Regions from separate parts of the Homo sapiens genome. Here region 2 is linked to region 1. A link is an interaction called in ENCODE POLR2A ChIA-PET data of the cell type or tissue named here. Cell type or tissue: MCF 10A. All regions are shown on one strand. Each heading gives the region's core, and the rest is flanking DNA. Links, peaks and the distances in the headings are about the cores only. Region 1 overlaps TANC1 (tetratricopeptide repeat, ankyrin repeat and coiled-coil containing 1). Region 2 overlaps DAPL1 (death associated protein like 1).

Evidence for each region. ChIA-PET counts read pairs that join two places held together with the same protein. Peaks named below come from ENCODE experiments on the same cell type or tissue, not always from the same donor. Only the 100,000 strongest peaks of a DNase experiment are listed, where the experiment ranks them.
Region 2: POLR2A ChIA-PET joins it to region 1 with 6 read pairs; 2 of 35 experiments call an interaction of 5 or more read pairs at or near these places.

The regions. Positions count from the first base shown.
Region 1 is chr2:158,993,508-158,997,908 of GRCh38, reverse strand. All of the region lies in intron 1 of TANC1 (tetratricopeptide repeat, ankyrin repeat and coiled-coil containing 1), which reads right to left. Among named protein-coding and RNA genes, the nearest start is that of TANC1, 27 kb to the right of the region's middle. RefSeq lists an enhancer at 2,209-2,866. In MCF 10A, for the core only: a CTCF peak has its summit at 1,365; a DNase peak (open chromatin) is centred at 2,378.
Region 2 is chr2:158,808,502-158,812,902 of GRCh38, reverse strand. The region is part of intron 3 of DAPL1 (death associated protein like 1); the gene reads right to left. Among named protein-coding and RNA genes, the nearest start is that of DAPL1, 15 kb to the right of the region's middle. In MCF 10A, for the core only: no CTCF peak of the experiment used is centred there; no DNase peak of the experiment used is centred there.

The DNA of each region.
Region 1 (4,401 bases), core at 187-4,186:
CCATACTCTGTCTCTTAGAAGTGAGTCACTAAATTCAGTCCACACTCAAGGTGTAGGGAGGGCTAAGGCCTAGCTAGTGAACGGGGAGGTATCTGCAAACATTACTCGAAATTCTTCTATAAGGAAGATGTCTCTTCTCCCAGTATACAGTTATGTGCAGGTATATTTATTTTATATCTTGGACTATAATGCAGTACATCATATTATTTATTTTGTTGCTCAAATTATTCCAGCTTTGGCTATTAGGAGCTCTTTGAGGTTGGCTGGTATGGCCTTCAGACATGCCCACATCCTTTGTTTCGTGAGCACTTCCTTATTTTCTGACAATGCAAGATGCCCCAGACCTATAATTATCCATTTCTTCAAGGAGTCCTGGTTACTGTGATTAGAGAATGGAATTTAGGAACCAAGATACTGGGGTGTTATTGTTTCTAAGCTCTTTCAGTGAACAGATCTAGGAAATACATGTGTGTCCTAATCCATGAATACACACTAAAATATAATTATTTCTGTATCTATGTCAAGCTAAACCTAAGTTCACATTGAGGTTTCTGACTTTAATACAGTCCCACAAGGTTCGTTCTAGCTTTCCTTCCTTGCATACCTTTGACTTTCCTCTCCAGCTGTGGGAAACTTGGCTCTCTCCATCCACCACCCCTTCACTATTTGTTTAACCCTTGTACATATATAAAGCAGCGTTGGAACTGTCAACCTGTGTCCCATGAGAAACTTTACCCACTAGAGTACAGCGTTTATGCAGTTCTTTTTGTAGTTTTTATAGATTATAGTCAAAACACCATTTTCCAAAGCTACCCAGGTCCATGTCTTTCTGTCCCCACTCTCTTAAGTGACCATGTCATGCAACTGTAAAGCAGGTAGATTCTTTTCCCACAGTCTGTAAAGCAGGTAGATTTTTTTTTTTTTTTTGCCACAGTCTGCATCTCAGTGCCCCACTCCCAACACCCCACACATGGAGAGGTATGAACAGCTGCTGGTTGATGTTTTATAAATTTGCATACACTAAAGTTCTTTCATGTCTATTTTATCTAAATAATTAAAGTCTATTTACTTAAGTAGCTGACATCCCTTCCTATTGGTATACGCATTGTTTTATCCTTAGTACTACAATACTTATGTCTACGTGTATCCCTGACACCTAGCTCAGTTCTGGACCACGAAGTAAATTACTCAGATACTAATAAGATGAACATATTCCACAAATTTATTGAAAGAAACTACTATGTTTAGTAATTCAACACAGTTAATTGCTGGAAGTCATTCAATAAAACTAGAATAATGTTCACTGCAGTGTTATTTAAAATTCAGTAATAAGTAAATAGTTGAAAAAATTATGTTACACCTACAGGCTGGAAAATGAATTACATGCAATCACTAGAAATCATTTCTAGAAGAATGCATATTGATATAATACACACTGCGTGTGTACAAAAATATCAAGTTATACAGCAAAAAGTATGGCATTTATTTAACATATGTCTGTGAAAAGAAAAACAGTTAAGGAAGGCATATACCAAGTTTTGTTTTTGTTTTGAGACAGGCTGTCACTGTCACCCAGGCTGAAGTACAGTGGTGAGATCTCGGCTCACTGCAGCCTCAACCTCCTAGGCTCAAGTGATCCTTCCACCTCAGCCTCACGAGTGGCTGGGACTACAGGCACATGCCACCACACCCAGCTATCAAATAATTTTAGTATTTTTTGCAGACTTGGGGGGTCTTACTATGTTGCCCAGGCTGGTCTCGAACTCCTGGGCTCAAACAGTCCTCCCACCTTGGCCTCCCAAAGTGCTGGGATTTTAGGTGTGGGTCACCATGTCCAGCCATCAAGTTATTTTTAAATTACTTTTTTCATTTCTTTCTAAAAGTAACAGACAGAAGACTGCTGTGTGGAAAACCTTACAGAGAATTCTTCCAAGACAGAGTGTTGGATCTGACAAAGAAGAAACAGAATCAGTTTCTGTGGACCAGGCAGAGTGCACCCACGGCTGAGCCAGGCCAGAGATGCACAGGGCACGGCAGGCTGGCTGGTGGATGCCCTCGGGTCGGCTGTAATCCGAGATGAGCATCAAAAAGGCCAAGGCAGTAGGTAAGGCAGTGGGTGTCAGTGCTAATATGTTTAATACAGACAGAAGGGTGGAATTGAGAGCTGTCTGGGGAAGCATCCTGAGAAATGTAGGGTTTAAAGAACAGGAAAGATTTAAATAGAGGCAGGGAGGAGGAAGGGAGGCAAAATGAATGGAGACAGGTATAAGACTGCCCCTCTGTCTGGAAGGTTTCTCATTATCCCATTCTGTAAAAACCCAGGGGAGATCTTAAGCAATGACAGCCATGGGGAGCCTCAGTTTGAAGTTTCCAAGAGTCCCGCCCTCGGGTAATGTGCTACAGGGAGGGAAAGGATTGCCTAATGGGATCTGGTTAGCCTCTAGCACCAGATAACCTCAAGTGGCTGTTAACAGGAGCCTAGCTCAGGGTTTTCAAAGATTAACGTTTTCACATTGGAATTTACACTCCACTGGTATAAAAAGTGCCTTTTACCAGAGAATAACACAAACACATGGTAACCATCCATTACACAGGAAGTTCAATGGCAATATAATAACCAACTCTCAGTTTCTAGCAATTTTCAATACACAAAACTGAGCGCCCCCCCAGCCAGCCACCTTCAAGACTAGATCACATATGTAAATACAGAAAGAGCTACAGGACAACCTTATGCAAACACAGGGAATCCCCAGCTCACTGTAACAGGTGGGGGAGAATTAGTATTTGCTGAACACTTAACTAGACAAGGCATAGGTATCTTACACCCATTATCTCCTTTAACCCTCAAAACAAACAAGGCAAAGATCAGCCCCATAAATGGCTAGTCTGGAAATGGCAAAAATTTAAATTTATACTCAGCTCTGTCCAGCTCGAAGCCTTCCATGTTTCCACTTTGGAGTGATGTTTCAACAAACTCAAAACAGGCTTAAATACACCTTTAGTATCACTGGTTTAAAAAGAAGAAATCAGATCAGTTCTTTCTCCAAACAGTAGTTATTTTGTGAGATAATTCATACATGATGTCAAGATTGCAACTTTAAAACCTAAAGCATATTCTCAAATCTGAATGCAGTAAAGTTAACCATTTATGACTTGGCAAAATAGTATTACAATAACCACAAATAAATCAACTTGATTACAAAGTTTTAAAAAGTTACAAATCAAAAATAACCTTTTGCAACATGAAGATCTCAAATTGAGACACGAACATCTAGATTTGATTCTTTTCATTCTCAATGACAACTAATCTACTTTGTACTCTTAAAATATATCACCCTAGGCAGGTGCGGTGGCTCACATCTGTAATCCCAGCACTTGGGGAAGCCAAGGGAGGAAGGATGGCTTGAGCCTAAGCACTGTAGACCAGCCTAGGCAAGTAGACATCCCATATCTACAAAAAATAAATAAAAGATTAGCAGGGTTTGGTAGCACTTGCCTGTAGTCCTAGCTACTCAGGAGGCAGAGGCTGGAAAATTGCTTGACCCCAGGAGTTGGAGGCTGCAGTGAGCTATGCACCACTGCACTACAGCCTGGGCAACAGTGCAAGACCTTGTCTCTAAAAAATATAAAGAAAAAATAGTAAAATAAAATAGATCACTCTATTCCTATATATCCCTTCTCTGCTCCTACGCACCACCTCTCACCCCAAAAAGAGATTCTTGCTTCTATGGTTAATTGCAAAACAATTCTATGATTCAGAAACCAGGAAATAAAAAAGATTAGGATCCGTTGATAGTTATAATCTCCATTACCCTGAGATAGAAATCCCCCCCTGGAAAGTGAAAATCAGATATGTGTAGTGCACTAGAGATACTAGGGCACTAGTGCATGGTCCAAACAATGAGAAAGGTTTTTCATATTAAAATGATTTAAATTTTTAAGTACTCTTTAAATGACCAGAGTGATAGTGTCAAATGAACACTGTAGATATTGGCCAAACCTCAGAACATACATTCATACAGAAGGCATTCAAATGCTATTTGTTATGGAATAAAGGCAATTCAGGACAAAAGGTAATGTCTTCTCTTCAGACAAACCAGGAGATGACTTTAGAAATTAACTTTTTAAAAATTTAACAAGAAAATTTAAGGGTTGAAAGTTCGAAGAAGAGAAAGTTCAGGGGAGAGAATTCAGGACAAAAGGTAATGTCTTCTCTTGAGACAAACCAGAAGATGGCTTTAGAAATTAACTTTTAAAAAATTTAACAAAAAAATTTAAGAGTTGAAAGTTCAAGGGAGAGAAAGCCGACCCCCATGTTTTATTTCTTAAGAACAGAGGATTTCCCATTCCCACTGCTTCACTTGACTAGCCTTAAAAAAAATAAAAAATAAAGGCGGGCAC
Region 2 (4,401 bases), core at 211-4,210, 190 kb after region 1:
TCCCTACTTTCAATTCTTCCAATATATGGGAAGATTATATTGGAAGAAGTGGAATTGCTGGATCATACAGCAATTCTCTCTCTTTCTCTTTGCTTTTTTTTTTTTTTTGAGCTGAGGTTTTGCTCTGTCACCCAGACTGGAGTGTAGGGGTGTGATCTCTGCTCCCTGCAACATTGAACTCCCGGGCTCAAGTGGTCCTCTTGCCTCAGCCTCCTGAGTAACTGGGACCTCAGGCATGTGCCACCATGCTGGTCTAATTTTTTATATTTTTAGTAGACACAAGGTCTTTCTATGTTGCCCAGGCTGGTCTCGAACTCCTGAGCTCAAGCAATTCTCCTGCCTTGGCCTCCCAAAGTGCTAGGATTCTAGTTATGAGCCACTGCGTCCAGCCTGATATGGCAATTCTATATTTATTTTTTGAGGAACCACTGTATTGTTTTCCACAGCAGCTGGATCATTTTACATTCCCACCAGCAATACAGAAGTGTTAAGGGTTACATTTTAACTGAGGCATTCAACCGAAGTTCTAAAAGCACTGCTCAACTACTTCTCAGAAGAGGAATGCCACAGATCAGAATATTTGGGAAACAAAGTCAGCCCCTGTGGCCCAATGGCCATCTGAACTGATCTGGAAAGTTTTAGAGAAGAAAAGAAAATCAACAGGATTGAGAAAAAAGTAGGAATAATTCTGGCAAAGATAATAGAGAAACTGCCCATAATTGTTAAGCTACAAGTGTACAGCTTTTGGGGTGCCCAGAGCAGGGTTTCATAGCAACTTGAAAATATGATAACAGGAAAGTCAAGTTCTCCTTCTCATCTCCCTACCTGCCTCAGTCAGGGGCATCCTGATGTAGGACTTGGGGCTATGGGTGGAGAGTCTATAAAGGATCTTCATCAGAATTGATGAAACTGTCGGTAAAATGGTCAGCTCCTAAATGTACTAATTCTTTGTGGTAGATTTTATATCAATGGAGATAGGAAAAGTTTATTTTCAACTCTAAACTACAAATAAGTAGAAACAGCTTTCCAGAGTATAAGCTACAGCCAGCTGTGTTTTAGTCTGACATTTTAACTTCGGGGAAGCTGTGGAATTTTCATCATTAGTCTTTGTAAAATGATAGTATTTGTAGAATAAAAGGTGTTTCTTGTCTCATTCATTAGGGTAAGAGAATCTAGGGTAACCCCACGAGAGAAAGAATTCAAAGCCAGTATATGTACAAGGATCCTGCCTTGCTGTGGCTCCATTACAGGGGCAACATATTGAACTTAGAAAGTGGATCAATAGAAACTTCCACATTGAGAATTTACCTTCATCTTGGGTAGCTGCGACCTCAGAACCTATATTTTTCATTTCAGAGAAAAAGCAAAAGAAGTGTGATAGAGGTCTTTATGACTAGAGAGCCCTGAAATTCTAGACGCAAGAAAATCAGCTGCAGGTTTTGTTTTAGAGCCTGAAGTTGGGTAGTATTAGCAGACTGGCAGCACTTTCATTCATCTTTCCAGGGTGTTAACTTCCAACTCGAATATTGGCACTTAAATTTCCACACCCTGTTAAGCAAACTGCTTAAAACAAAACATTCAGCTCTCGTCAATGAAATTCAAGGATACTCCTACAGTGATATTAATCTACAGAACAAGAGAAGCCTTTTAAAATTTGCGATGCCTTTTATAGTTTTCTCTCCCTCAGGATCCCATTTCACATACATCTCACTGGCTTTGGCAGTGGTGACCCAAAGTCTGGCAGCTTGAGAAAAGTAGCCCCAACTTTAACCAGGCTTCAGCATTTCCCCCTCCACACCATAACGCAACCCCATTATGGATGTTTTAACTGGATACTTTTATGTTCTGAGAAGTTTCACAACTATTGCCAAATTTATTGCCATGACTGTCCAGAGGATTAATATATTTGGCAGTATCATTCTTGTTCACTCCCTGCCTTAAAATAATTTTTTAAAAGTAAATGAACGAGCACAAATCCCAGAGGAGTTACGTGACATCTAAAAGGTCAAATAACTTCTAAGTAGTGGGTGGAACTTGATCTAAGACCAGGTCTCCCAGATTTCTAGCCTAAAGAGCTTTTGGGCTACACAGCCTGTTTTCTGCAGGAATACCATGTCTTGTGTTCTGCCACTGGGCAACATGAATTCTCTTATTGAGGGCTTCAAGAGGTGGGGAAGGCTGGCTGGAGAGTGAGGAGGAAAGCAGAAATGAGGTAGGGTGGGAGAAAGCAGGCTGTGTGGAGGGGAGAGGTGGGGAAATACTGTGGGGGTAGATTCTAGGCTGCTTCCCACTTTGATTTACACAATTCCAGCCCTTCGGGGACTATTTTTCAATCTCCAAAATCTTAAACCCCATGTTGATTTTGAAGTAGGAATTCAGAGATGAGTAGCATACAGAGAGAATTTTCCTGCCATGGTTGAATGGTTGATGAGTTCCTATGGAGAGGAGTTTCTTTAGAGACTTAATTTCTTAAAATAAGTATGAGAAATAACATGGGTTCTTGGGACTAGACATGAGTGTAACTGAGGGCATGAATGCATGTTAATAAATGCAGAGGATGTGACTCTCAATTCTGCCACTGCATTTATTCTGACCAGCTGTATATTGTTAGGTCTCTGTGGCAATACATACCGTGAGGAGAATCATTGTAGTGCAGGAAAAATGTATTAAAAGATACCTGTATGTCTGTATCTTTTATATATCGATTCATATATTTTTTGAATCACCCTGTATAGTTTATGCAGCATGGCTATTCTGTTTTAAAAATCAAAGTACTTACCTACAGTAAAATTTACGCTTTTTCATGTGCTGCTTTATGAGTCTTGACAAGTACATACAGTTTGTGACTACAACCACAATCAAGATGAGTAACCATCCCATCATTCCCCCAAATTTCCTCTGGTCATTTGTAATCAATCCTCCTACTCAGTCCCACACAACTGCTGATCTTGGTAGATCTAGTGGTCAGCAGGTGTCAACCCCAGGTTGACCTTTATTGTGAAATCTTACTAGGTTTCAGGTTGAATGATGGATTCGGTGAGATTTTTCTTAGCTATATGGAAACACATGGATTCTACCAATGTTCGTTTTTGAGATAGTCCCTTATGGTAATCTTGGAGCTTATTTTTGTTGCTGGTGCCTTACGCTTTACCTGGGATTCCAAGTGAAGGCAGGATGCAGGCCTGGGAACAGAAGATATCACTTGCTGAGGGCTAAGTATCCTAGCACTGCGCATGTATTATGTAACTTCATTTTACTCTCAACATGTCCCTATGAAGTAGATACTGGTACTCACACTCCCATTTACAGATAAGGAAAGAGGAGCACAAAAAAGTGAAGAAACCTGCCCCAGGACAAAAAGCTAGTAAGAGACACAGCCAACACAGGAACCCGGCAGCCTATGGCTGATGCCAGGACCTGCTCTCCTAACCAGTAACCCGTGCAATCTTAGCCACAGTCCTACTCCACTAAACACTGAGCTGAGCACAAAGGTATATTTTAAAAAATAGGTATAGTTTCTGTTAAAAATATTTCTTTTTTTTTTTGAGATGGAGTCTCGCTCTGTCACCCAGGCTGGAGTGCAGTGGCGTGATCTCGGCTCACTGCAACCTCCACCTCCCGGGTTCAAGCAATTCTCCTGCCTCAGCCTCCTGAGTAGCTGGGATTACAGGTACCTGCCACCACGCCAGGCTAATTTTTGTATTTTCAGTAGAGATGGAGTTTCACCATATTGGCCAGGCTGGTCTTGAACTCCTGACTTGTGATCCGCCCACATCAGCCTCGCAAAGTGCTGGGATTACAGGCGTGAGCCACCGTGCCTGGCCTGTTAAAAATATTTCTAACAGCACACCATCTCAATGTTCTCTTATGGTTTCCAAATACAACTGATTATTGTTGTTAAGTATTGTTACTTAGGGAAGAGATTATTCTTTTTACCTTTGAAATAAAGAGGTGATATGTCAAAGACATAAGCATATCACATGTCTATAAGAACAGAACGTAAACTCTGGCATCATACCTAATACACAGCATGACCAACCTTTATTGACCATTCCTTTTCAATACTTTATTTCGAGTTAACAAATATTTTAGGGGAACATGTCTATTCTATCCTATCCACTTACAACTGTGAGCATTCCCTTGCCCTAAGGAAGTGGTGTTTAGTGGGCGGGAGCAAGAGAATATAAGATGTGGGAGCAGGCAGCTTATGTTACAGGGTGTCATGCACCAGCCCTGCCTCTGAAGCCAGGAAGGCAGAGAGTCACTTATGACTTCACCCTAAATCGACCTGAGTGGAGAACCAAGGCTCCCATGTGAGAAGGCTCTGTAGCTATGGCTCATCATCAAGATCTTACCTTGTGCAATCTACCCTGTAACATCATGGACTTTAGATATACTGTC